Linked DNA regions of Homo sapiens: region 1 is linked to region 2. A link is a contact called in ENCODE Hi-C or POLR2A ChIA-PET data. All regions are on one chromosome and are shown on one strand. The core of a region is the stretch at or near the end of the contact, and the rest is flanking DNA. Distances in the headings are between cores, read along the strand shown. Region 1 overlaps MAN2A1 (mannosidase alpha class 2A member 1). Region 2 overlaps LOC105379117 (a long non-coding RNA gene).

Region 1 (4,576 bases), core at 109-2,608, 360 kb before region 2:
GAGTCTGAGTTGAAATTAAGAACTCTTTCTAGAAAATTCAAGTTACATGGTATTAACTTTCATCAATTAAGTGTCTTTTTAATTATTTTCACTAGACATTAAAATGTATTTTCTCTTCTCTAGTTCATTTCTTATTTAAAAGAAACCATTAATTGAAGACCCAGAATCTATACTTGAGTAAAAGAAAAATTTAATCAACATAAAAACATTAAATTAAATTTAAATCAATTACTATCCAAGGAGTTCTGAATGGGAATAAACAAATTATTTCACTTCTAAGTCAAAGCTTTATAGATTTGATGTGAAAATTTTTATTATTGCAGTTAACAGAAGTTTTATAGATTAGTGTCAATATAAAGTCATATAAGCGAGAAACTTTTTCAGGAGGAGCAAAAGACAGTAGCTGTCAGCACTCAGACAATGATTTTCCTATGCAGATTTAGTCCTTAAAACTAAGCTATCTTGTCAGTGATTGATTTAAAATATGAGTCTCAAGAATGGTATGGCTCTTGACATCTAAAGTGGATACTAATTCTTTTTTCTAAAATATTCTAAATACTGGAAGAATTTTTGCTTTAATTAGCTGTTGCTATTTCATTCAATCAACTAGTATTTTGTTTAAAGAATGTCTACCAAATATAAGGACAAATGAAAATGAAGGCAACAAGTCCCTGGAATCTAGTAGGAGGAATGCAACATGCATATGAAGACAAGGTAATAGGCAGAAATTGCAATAAATACAGTGGCAAAATGTACTCTAACAGCTCATTCATCTATGCATTTCGATATTCATTCATATGACATATATTAGGCATGTCCTCTGCCAGGAACAATCCTAGAAGCAAAGAAAGGCACATTCCCCACTCTCATGGAGTTTATGGTCCAAAGGAGGGGAGAAGACAGGATCAAATAATCGCACACTTGCAGGAAGGTGAGATGCACAGTTTGGAGGCAGCATAGGGGAAGGGCTTTTAACCTGGTCCAGAAGCAGCTGATGAAGTAAGCACTAACCGGAACTATCACCAAGAGTCTCTAAGGCAGAGGATAACAGGCCATGTGCAAAAGTGCGGTGGGGAGGAGGGGATGGAAAGTACTTGGGACTTAAAGGAAACCAGTGGGCCTAAAGCAGACACAGTAAAAGGCATGCCAATGCCAATGCCTAGGGGACATGCAGGGCCCATATCATGAGGGGCTCTGGAGGCCGTGGTAAGAAATTTTGACTTTTATACTGATAGCAATGAGAAGATATCAGAGGGTTCAACAGGAAGCAATAAAGTTAGATGTGGCTTTGAAAAAAAACAAAAAAAAAAACCATTCTGCCTTCTGGGTTAAGAACAGACATACGGCAGAAAGAGAACAGGGTGGATGTGTATAGGCTAGACCCAGGAAATACAGGAAGTCACTTTAGATTAGGGTGGTGGAAGTAAAGAAGATTATAAATTTGAAATATTCAGGCAATGAGATAGATAGGTGATGGCAATTACTCTGTGAGAAAAGGCTGATGGGGAGAAGTGTCTATCAGGCAGAACTCATGTCTGTCTTGGAGTTGTATGGATGGCGGTGGCTGTTGACTGGGGGGAACACTGAAAATGGGCCAGGTTTGGGAGAGAAGAGAGATTATGAGTGTTTTGGATATGTCAAACTTGAGGTGTCCTTCTAAACAGAGAATATCAGGAAGCAATTAGATAGATAAATCAGGAGGTCAGACACAAGCCTAAGTTGGAGATATGTATTAGTGGCTTCTACCTGTGTGGAAGATGCAAACAAAACCAGAGGAGTAGAAGAGATTGCCAAGGGATAGCATAAAAAATAAGAAAAGGAGAAGGCCAGGGGACATGCTTTGAGAGCTCTAAGATTTAATGGCTGAGTAGAGAACTATTAGAGAGATAAAGAACTGCCAGACAGGTAGGAGGAAAACCAAACTGCATAGCTCCATAGAAGCCCTGGCAAGGCAGTATTTTAGAGAGTGACAATGGCCAGTGCCAAATACTGCTGAAAGGTGAAGTAAGATGACGAAAGTCAATATGCACTGGATCTACTGACATCGGAAAGAGCTCTTTCAGAATATGATGGAGGCTAAAGCCAGACTGAAACAAATGGATTGTGAGAAGGAAGTGATGAAATAAACTCATCTCATAAACTCTGACTCAATTGGGTAGGAGAGAAGAGGATAGCAGCTTACAGGAAATGGAAATAAGAGTCTGAAGGAAGGCTGTATTCCATTTCTACTTTTAATAGAAGAAAACAGAGTGTTCAAAAGCTAACAGAAAGAATCTCCCAGGAAGTGTTGGATATGAGGAGCAAGGGAGAAAGAGAGAGGGAGAGAATGAACAGTAAAAGGATGCTGAGGTGGGTGAAGAGAGTAAGTTCCAAGGACAAGTGGTGGGACCTGCCTAGGATGATGGACTGTAAAGTGTCTTTTAAATGTAACAGGAGGAGAGATGGGAAGGGTGGGAGTAGATGTTAGATAACTGGAACAGAGAGCCCTGTCTAATGGCTGTTCTCTCTATAAAGTGAAAGGTACGATCACTGGCTGAAAAGAGCAGAAAGGACTTGCAATGGTCAGGTGCAGAAAGGAGAATAGAGCAAAAAGAAAAAGCCCATGCTCAGGGCTATCCAAGGTGGGTGGATCAATAACTTACGGAGAACTCTGAAGATAACTTTGCCTGAACAAGCATATCGTCAGGTCATTCAGGTCCAGCTGGGCTTTTGCCAGACCATTCAACACAGAGTACTAGATTTTTGCTTTGAGGAGTAAACCTCATAGAAAACCTACATATAAATACATTTTCAACTGAAGAGTCTAAGACTAGAATAAGTACACTAAGATTTCAAATAAATTTTACTAAGATTTCAAATAAAGTTTACCAAATTTAATCTCCTAAGTATATGACTAAGTTCTATTCTTTAACTTTTATTTAGCTCAATTTTTCAATTCTTATGTCTTTCAAAATAATTTCAGGAATATTTACCCAAAGTGATTTCCTGTCATTATTTTTTATCTACATAATAAGCAAACATAAAAAATAAAAAGACCTAAGTGCAAATCTTACACGATATTTATAACTGAAGTTCTCTTTCTGTGAATGTGGGCCACATCTACTATAAAGAAATCTCAATATTGGAAATGATTTTTAAAATTTTAAAAGTGGAAAGTCATAATTTCAAGTTTTGGGTGACAAAGAACAATCAATATCAGATCATGCTAGTTATTTTTTCATACCGTATTAACAGCACTTCTTTTTTCTAGTAGTATTCGAAATAGATTAGCTGTAATCTTGTTATCCTGGATACCTTGCTCAAGGCCACGATTATCATCTTGCATGAGTCTTCGATCCATGATAACTTCAATCTGACCTAACACACAAACAAACAAACAAGCAAAACTGACCAGAATAATTTAATACTGACATTCATTGAGCATCACTTAAGTAGCAGTCATGATGTATTGCTCTAAATTTCCTCTCTAGTCAAGGAGGTGGATTTATACAACCCACTACACCATGGGCTTTCTCTTGATAGTAGCTCAAAGTAGCTACTACAAATTCATAAAACAGGATAGTATTTCTGTGTTTCTTTAGTAATGTTTCACAATATCTGATAAGAAATTTAAAAGTGAGACAGGACAGATCAAAATTTAAATGAAACTTTTTTTCCAAAACATTAACCTAAAGAGTAAATTAAGTTCTCCGAAACTTTTAGTAGCACCATTTGGAATCAAAAATGCTTATGAGGTTTATTAGGAAATGTACATCACATTTCCAGGAAGTGAGATAATGCTGCTTTGTTAACCACGGCTTGAGTCTTACTGTCTAGTCCTCTATTTAGGGCACAGCTTTGAGAATTTAAGGCAGTGTTTAAAAATGAGTGGCTCAAGAGTCATGTACGGCACAAAGATGTTTTATGTTTTCTCAACATAGTGTTTTTTAAAAAATTGTATCAATATTTTACAGATTGAACAACTTCACGTAAAATTCCAGACTTCTGGACTCTTCTTCAAAAAAAAATTGAATTTAGCAACACTGGGCCCCTAACCACACAGCAACAATGCTGCCCCACTGCACATCGGGAACATGCTCTTCAGTTTGCTCAAGTCTCTAACCCTCCCTACTGGATCCCTGATGTGGAACCATTACTACTTTCAAAATCGAATTCATGTCTTTATGGCATGAGTTTATATGATCTTATCTAATGAAGGCCACAAAGAAAAATGAGAAGTAGCAGTTTTTGTGTGTGTGTGTAAGATACAGAATGCATGTATACGCCTCATGTAAAAAGTGGGCTTGTGTCAAAGGACACACCAGGAATCTGCACTCAGTTATTATCTGGCTCCTTCAGATATGTATCTCTACCAACTCTTAGAATGTAAGAAGACCAATGATACCATGTATGATAACCAATTAAAAATATGTATTATAAAGGATCAAAGCCTCTCAATAGAAAGACTTGCAAAAATTAATCAGTGTCTATTGACTATTTTCTCTCACTTTCTGCGCATCACTTTCTCTCTTTTGGAATCCTCAAAGCCACACCTCTTTATCCCCATATCTCTATCATTTCTACTCCCTTCCTTCTT
Region 2 (4,953 bases), core at 1,762-4,261:
ACCGGGGCTGCGCGCCGGACCAGCGCGAGTTCCGGGTGGGCGTGGGCTCGGTGGGCCCCGGGCAGTGAGGGGCTTAGCACCCGGGCCAGCAGCTGCGGAGGGTGCGCCGGGTCCCCCAGCAGTTCCGCCCGCCGGCACTGCGCTGGAATTCTCGCCGGGCCTCAGCTGCCTCCCTGCAGAGCAGGGCACCGGACCTGCAGCCCGCCATGCCGGAGCCTCCCCGCAGCCGTAGGCTCCTGCGCGCGGAGCCTCCGCGACAAGCGCCGCCCCCTGCTCCTCGGCGCCCGGTCCCATCGACGGCCCAAGGGCTGAGGAGTGCGGGCACAAGGCGCGGGACTGGCGGGCAGCTCCGCCTGCGCCCTGGAAGCTAGGTGAAGCCAGATGGGCTCCTGAGTCTAGTGGGGACTTGGAGAACCTTTATGTCTAACTAAGGAATTGTAGCTACACCAATCAGCACTCTGTGTCTCGCTCGAGGTTTGTAAATGCACTAATCAGCACCCTGTGTCTAGCTCAAGGTTTGTGAATGCACCAATCATTGCTCTGTGTCTAGCTGATCTGGTGGGGACTTGGAGAACCTTTATGTCTAGCTAAGGGATTGTGAATGCACCAATCAGCACTCTGTGTCTAGCTCAAGGTTTGTAAATGCACCAATCAGCACCCTGTGTCTAGTTCAGGGTTTGTGAATGCACCAATCAGTGCTCTGTGTCTAGCTAATCTAGTGGGGACTTGGAGAACTTTTGTGTCTAGCTCAGGGATTGTAAACGCACCAATCAGCACCCTGTCAAAACAGACCAATCAGCTCTCTGTGAAATGGACCAATCAGCAGGATGTGAGTGAGGCCAGATAAGGGAATAAAAGCAGGCTGCCCCAGCCAGCAGTGGCAACCCTGTCAGGTCCCCCTCCATACTGTACAAGTTTTGTTATTTTGCTCTTTGCAAAAAATCTTGCTGCTGCTCAGTCTTTGGGTCCGCACTGCCTTTATGAGCTGTAACACTCACTGCGAAGGTCTGCAGCTTCACTCCTGAGCCAGCGAGACCACGAACCCACCAGAAGGAAGAAACTCCGAACACATCCGAACATCAGAAGGAACAAACTCCGGACACGCAGCCTTTAAGAACTGTAACACTCACCACGAGGTCCACGGCTTCATTCTTAAAGTCAGTGAGACCAAGATCCCACCAATTCCGGACACATTAGCTAGTCAGGAGTCTGAGGCAGGAGAATTGCTTGAGGCAGGAGAATCGCTTGAACCCGGGAGGCAGAGGTTGCAATGAGCCAAGACTGTGCCACTGCACTCCAGCCTGGGTGACAGAGCGAGACCCATCTCAAAAATAAAAAATAAAAAAGTATGAATCGCTGATGCCACATGACTTTTAGTTTTGTAATCATGAATCTGAACCAACAGAAAACACACGCTCTTTACATTCTAGTAGAATATCTTGAGTAGATTCTTTGTTAAAAGAGATTTGTGAAGGGAAGTTAGGGCATGTGAGACCAGACGCCCTAGAGTATGACTCTGCTACGTGGCATTCCTTACTCCTCTCTGTCTTAGATGATTTCCCTGAGTGTACTCCCTGCGGGGACCCACAGTGTCCACCATTCTCCGTGGGATTAGTTACGCATCTCTGAGTAACAAATTTGCCCCAAACTCAGCACCTTAAGACAACAAACATTCATCACTTACCTGGCACCATGTGTAAGGTCCAGGAATCCAGGAGTCGCTTGGCTTTGTGGTCTGGCTCAGGGTTCCTCATGAGGTCTCTGCAAAGTCAAGCTGCTGGCAAGGACTGCAGGATCGGTTTCCAAGTTCACTGGTGTGGCTGTTGGCTGGAGTCTTCAGTTCCTCACCATGTGGGCCCCTTCACCGGATAGCTCATATATGCAAGCTAACTTTCCCCAGCACAAGTGATCCAAGAAAGTGAGAGACTGAGGCAAAAGCCACAGTGTAATCCATAACATGATCTCGGAGTGACATACCATTATTTCTGCCATATTCCGTGAGTCACACAGACCAACCCTGGTAGAATGTGAAAGCTGCTACACACGGGTGTGAGTAGGAGGAGGCCAGGCATATTGAGGCTGGCTCCCACACCACCTTGGTGGTTAACTATTCTTCTACCTGGGCCACATCTGGACATTTTTAGTCTATTGATAACTATGCTCCAGTTTATGTCTATTTTTCTGTTCCTTCCAGACTAAGCTATTATTAAACTACTGTCTGATGCTGAAGTTTTCCTTTCTCAAAGTAAAAACCAAAACATTTACCCTATTACATATAACATGAGGACCTGAAGGCCTTTCATCTGGTGTTTCTTCAAGTAAACCTGAATATGTTGATTGAAGTGCATTCGCTTCTAGAACTCAAGGATCACAGGGCTGGAGATGACTATACAGCATGCAGCATGTCATACTGGTTTTGAGAAGTTAAAAATACTTATGATGATCTTCAGTAGATGATGCTCCAGAGAAATGCTTGCCTTGACTTTTTCTTTCCTCTGGGTCTTTGCTCAGGTGTCTCTATTCTTTCAGAATTAGCTTTCGATCCCTTTCCCCCCATGGATACATATCTTTTTACATGGCCTAACTTCAGTGACACCTTCTTCAGGAAGCCTCCCTTGATCTATTATCCATCCCTTCTCTGAGCTGCATTTACATTTTGTCTGCACTATTCTCTTTCCATCACTTACCCTTTACAGGGTAAAAGGCACCAGCCGCTGCTCATATGGTAGAACTGTGTCTAGGCTCATTTCACCAAGGTAAAGGGGTAGTATTGGAAGCCAGTCTGTTTGGCGAGGCATGGTGAAAAACCTCACAGGTGAAGAGCTTCCCAAACCATTTTTTTTCACGTGAATTTTGCCGCAGTCATAGAAAAGTTCATCCCTAGGATCCTAGGATAATGGGTTTCCCTTCCTGGAACCAGTAAATATTTACTTTCCCGCAGTTCCTGACTGCCAGTGCGACAGCATGATCTTTCAAAGCCGCTTGCTCAGTGGCCTCGTGGACGCCATCCAAACTTGGCTTTGAGCCAGGCAGAGCTTAGCATGTTCCTGGAGGCAATGGGGGGTAGTACTGATCCTAGTTTCTGCAGCCTGACCCCAGGTTCCTCAGCCTTTACTTGCTCAGTGCTTCTCAAGGACTGAAACCCTGAACCTGTCTGCTTCTGTGTATAGGGTATTCTTATCTCTCTTTTTATTATAGAAACAATGTAGCCACTTTCAAACACTTAAAAAAAATAGTGGGAGAAAACAAAACTCCAACAGTTCCATTACCCGACTGCACAAGGGGCAGAGCCTGGGAGTTCTAATCCTGTGTTCTACGTGTTTAGCAAATAAGTTCAAGTTCACTAACTTATTTTGCTTGCCCCATTAAAACCCTTCCTCGTGTGCTCATGCACCTGTCCAACCACACCCACACACACTCCTTTTTTTTTTTTTTTTTTTTTTTTTTTGCTTTTATGGACTGTTTGCTGATTCTGTTAGTTTCTGGGACACAAAAGTGAGTGGCACATGACATGTGTTCCCTTCCAATTCTTTCTCCATATGTAAAGGAAGTTGTCACATAATTGTGTCACGGTGTGCATACAGTTTTCTACTCTTCTTCTGGCAGTTAACATAAAATCATAAGCAACTTTTCAATGTTGCTGCAGAATCTTCATAAATCAGTGTAGGAATTTTTGGTTTTTAACCAAAAGGTCTCACCTGTGTCGTTTAGTTGCTGAATTACCTTGGACAACGAATTAACCTCTCTGGGAATCACTTTATCTCTAAAAGGGTGTTGACAATATCTGCCTTGTGCTGTTGGGAGTAATAAATGAGGTGCAGGATGCAAAGTCTTAATGATGGCATACACTAAATGTCCAATCAATTCTAGCTAAAAATAATAACCTTCTTAAAATATGTTTATGATTGCACTGTATTCCATCAAGTGGAAAATAAAAGTTATTTTTGAGATTATAACCACTCTGACACATGAGGAAATGTTTATTATGCACCCACAAACTCTTTAAATTCCAATTTTAGCCACTTGAGTTTGATGCCCACCTACTGTCCCTGAGTGTAGTGACCTCTCTCTCTAGTCACAGTCCTTTCATGTGGGAATGTATTTCAGTTTATTCCAGCTCTGTCCTTTCCTTCCTTCATCCTGCATACACATTTCTCTCCAATAGAGCTAATAAAAAATATTTGCCTGCTGCATTAATGTTCACATTGAGGCTATTCATAGGAAGATTCCTAAATTTTTTGTATGACAGTCAACATTGCGTGCAGTTTGGAAGCAGAATTTCAGAATGTTTATGTATCATCCCAATAAATGGTTAAGAACTTAGTGAATGAATGGAAGTCCTTGCAAAGATAAGACATGTGTTAATGAGGAAGTTGTTAACTTCACAGGCTCTGTTTGAAGGCTCAGATTATTTGTGAAACCAAAGAAGCAGGAAGAATGAATTCTGCTGATTACTGCAGAGGGAGGGGAAGAGCTTTGGCTAGAAAGCTCTGGGTTTTATTTTTATAACGAAATCTCTGTAAATAAATAAATAGCACTAATTTACATTAAATTATCTTGTCAATATCTATAAATATGGTACATTCTGGTGATAACTAAACAATAAGCAGTGAAATTTTACTAGGGTTGGGTTCTATTTTGTTTTGAGGAGGGAGGAAGTGTTGCTATTGGAATGACAGGCTGAGTAGAGTTCTTCTACAGAATCCACTTTTGCAAATTTGAGCAGAAATAGAACTGATGAAATGATATTAGATAGCTCACAGAATATCTGGTAGGGCCAGAGGATCAGATGACAAATTTGAGCATCCAGGAGCCATGATAACCACCCCTTCTCTAGCAGAAACACCACAGATGCTGGCACTTGGCACTGATCCTCAGGACTGAGTTCCAGAAGTACCGCCACCCCAAGCCCCAGAACTGAATCCCTACAGCAGACCTGCCAAAAGACCAATT

What was found. A loop is a pair of places that touch in the nucleus more often than their neighbours do. ChIA-PET counts read pairs that join two places held with the same protein, here RNA polymerase II (POLR2A). Pooled maps may share reads with other maps.
Region 1: a map of endothelial cell of umbilical vein shows a loop between it and region 2 (3-fold over the local background). The contact joins two enhancer-like sites. A Hi-C loop is called at or near these places in 2 of 168 maps with a recorded cell type or tissue (IMR-90 and endothelial cell of umbilical vein), 1 of 37 single-sample maps with no recorded cell type and 2 of 50 pooled maps. POLR2A ChIA-PET finds 5 or more read pairs at or near these places in 1 of 52 experiments (activated CD4-positive, alpha-beta T cell).

Annotation. Positions count from the first base shown.
Region 1 is chr5:109,846,438-109,851,013 of GRCh38, reverse strand. It overlaps MAN2A1 (mannosidase alpha class 2A member 1), which reads right to left. Exons shown (of 22, transcript NM_002372.4): 19 at 3,224-3,357. Among named protein-coding and RNA genes, the nearest start is that of LINC01848, 34 kb to the left of the region's middle. Within about 2 kb of position 1,358, at least 2 of the 41 ENCODE cell types and tissues checked have a DNase peak (open chromatin) inside an H3K27ac peak, as active enhancers do.
Region 2 is chr5:109,483,214-109,488,166 of GRCh38, reverse strand. The region is part of intron 4 of LOC105379117 (a long non-coding RNA gene); the gene reads right to left. Among named protein-coding and RNA genes, the nearest start is that of PJA2, 76 kb to the right of the region's middle. Within about 2 kb of position 3,011, at least 4 of the 41 ENCODE cell types and tissues checked have a DNase peak (open chromatin) inside an H3K27ac peak, as active enhancers do.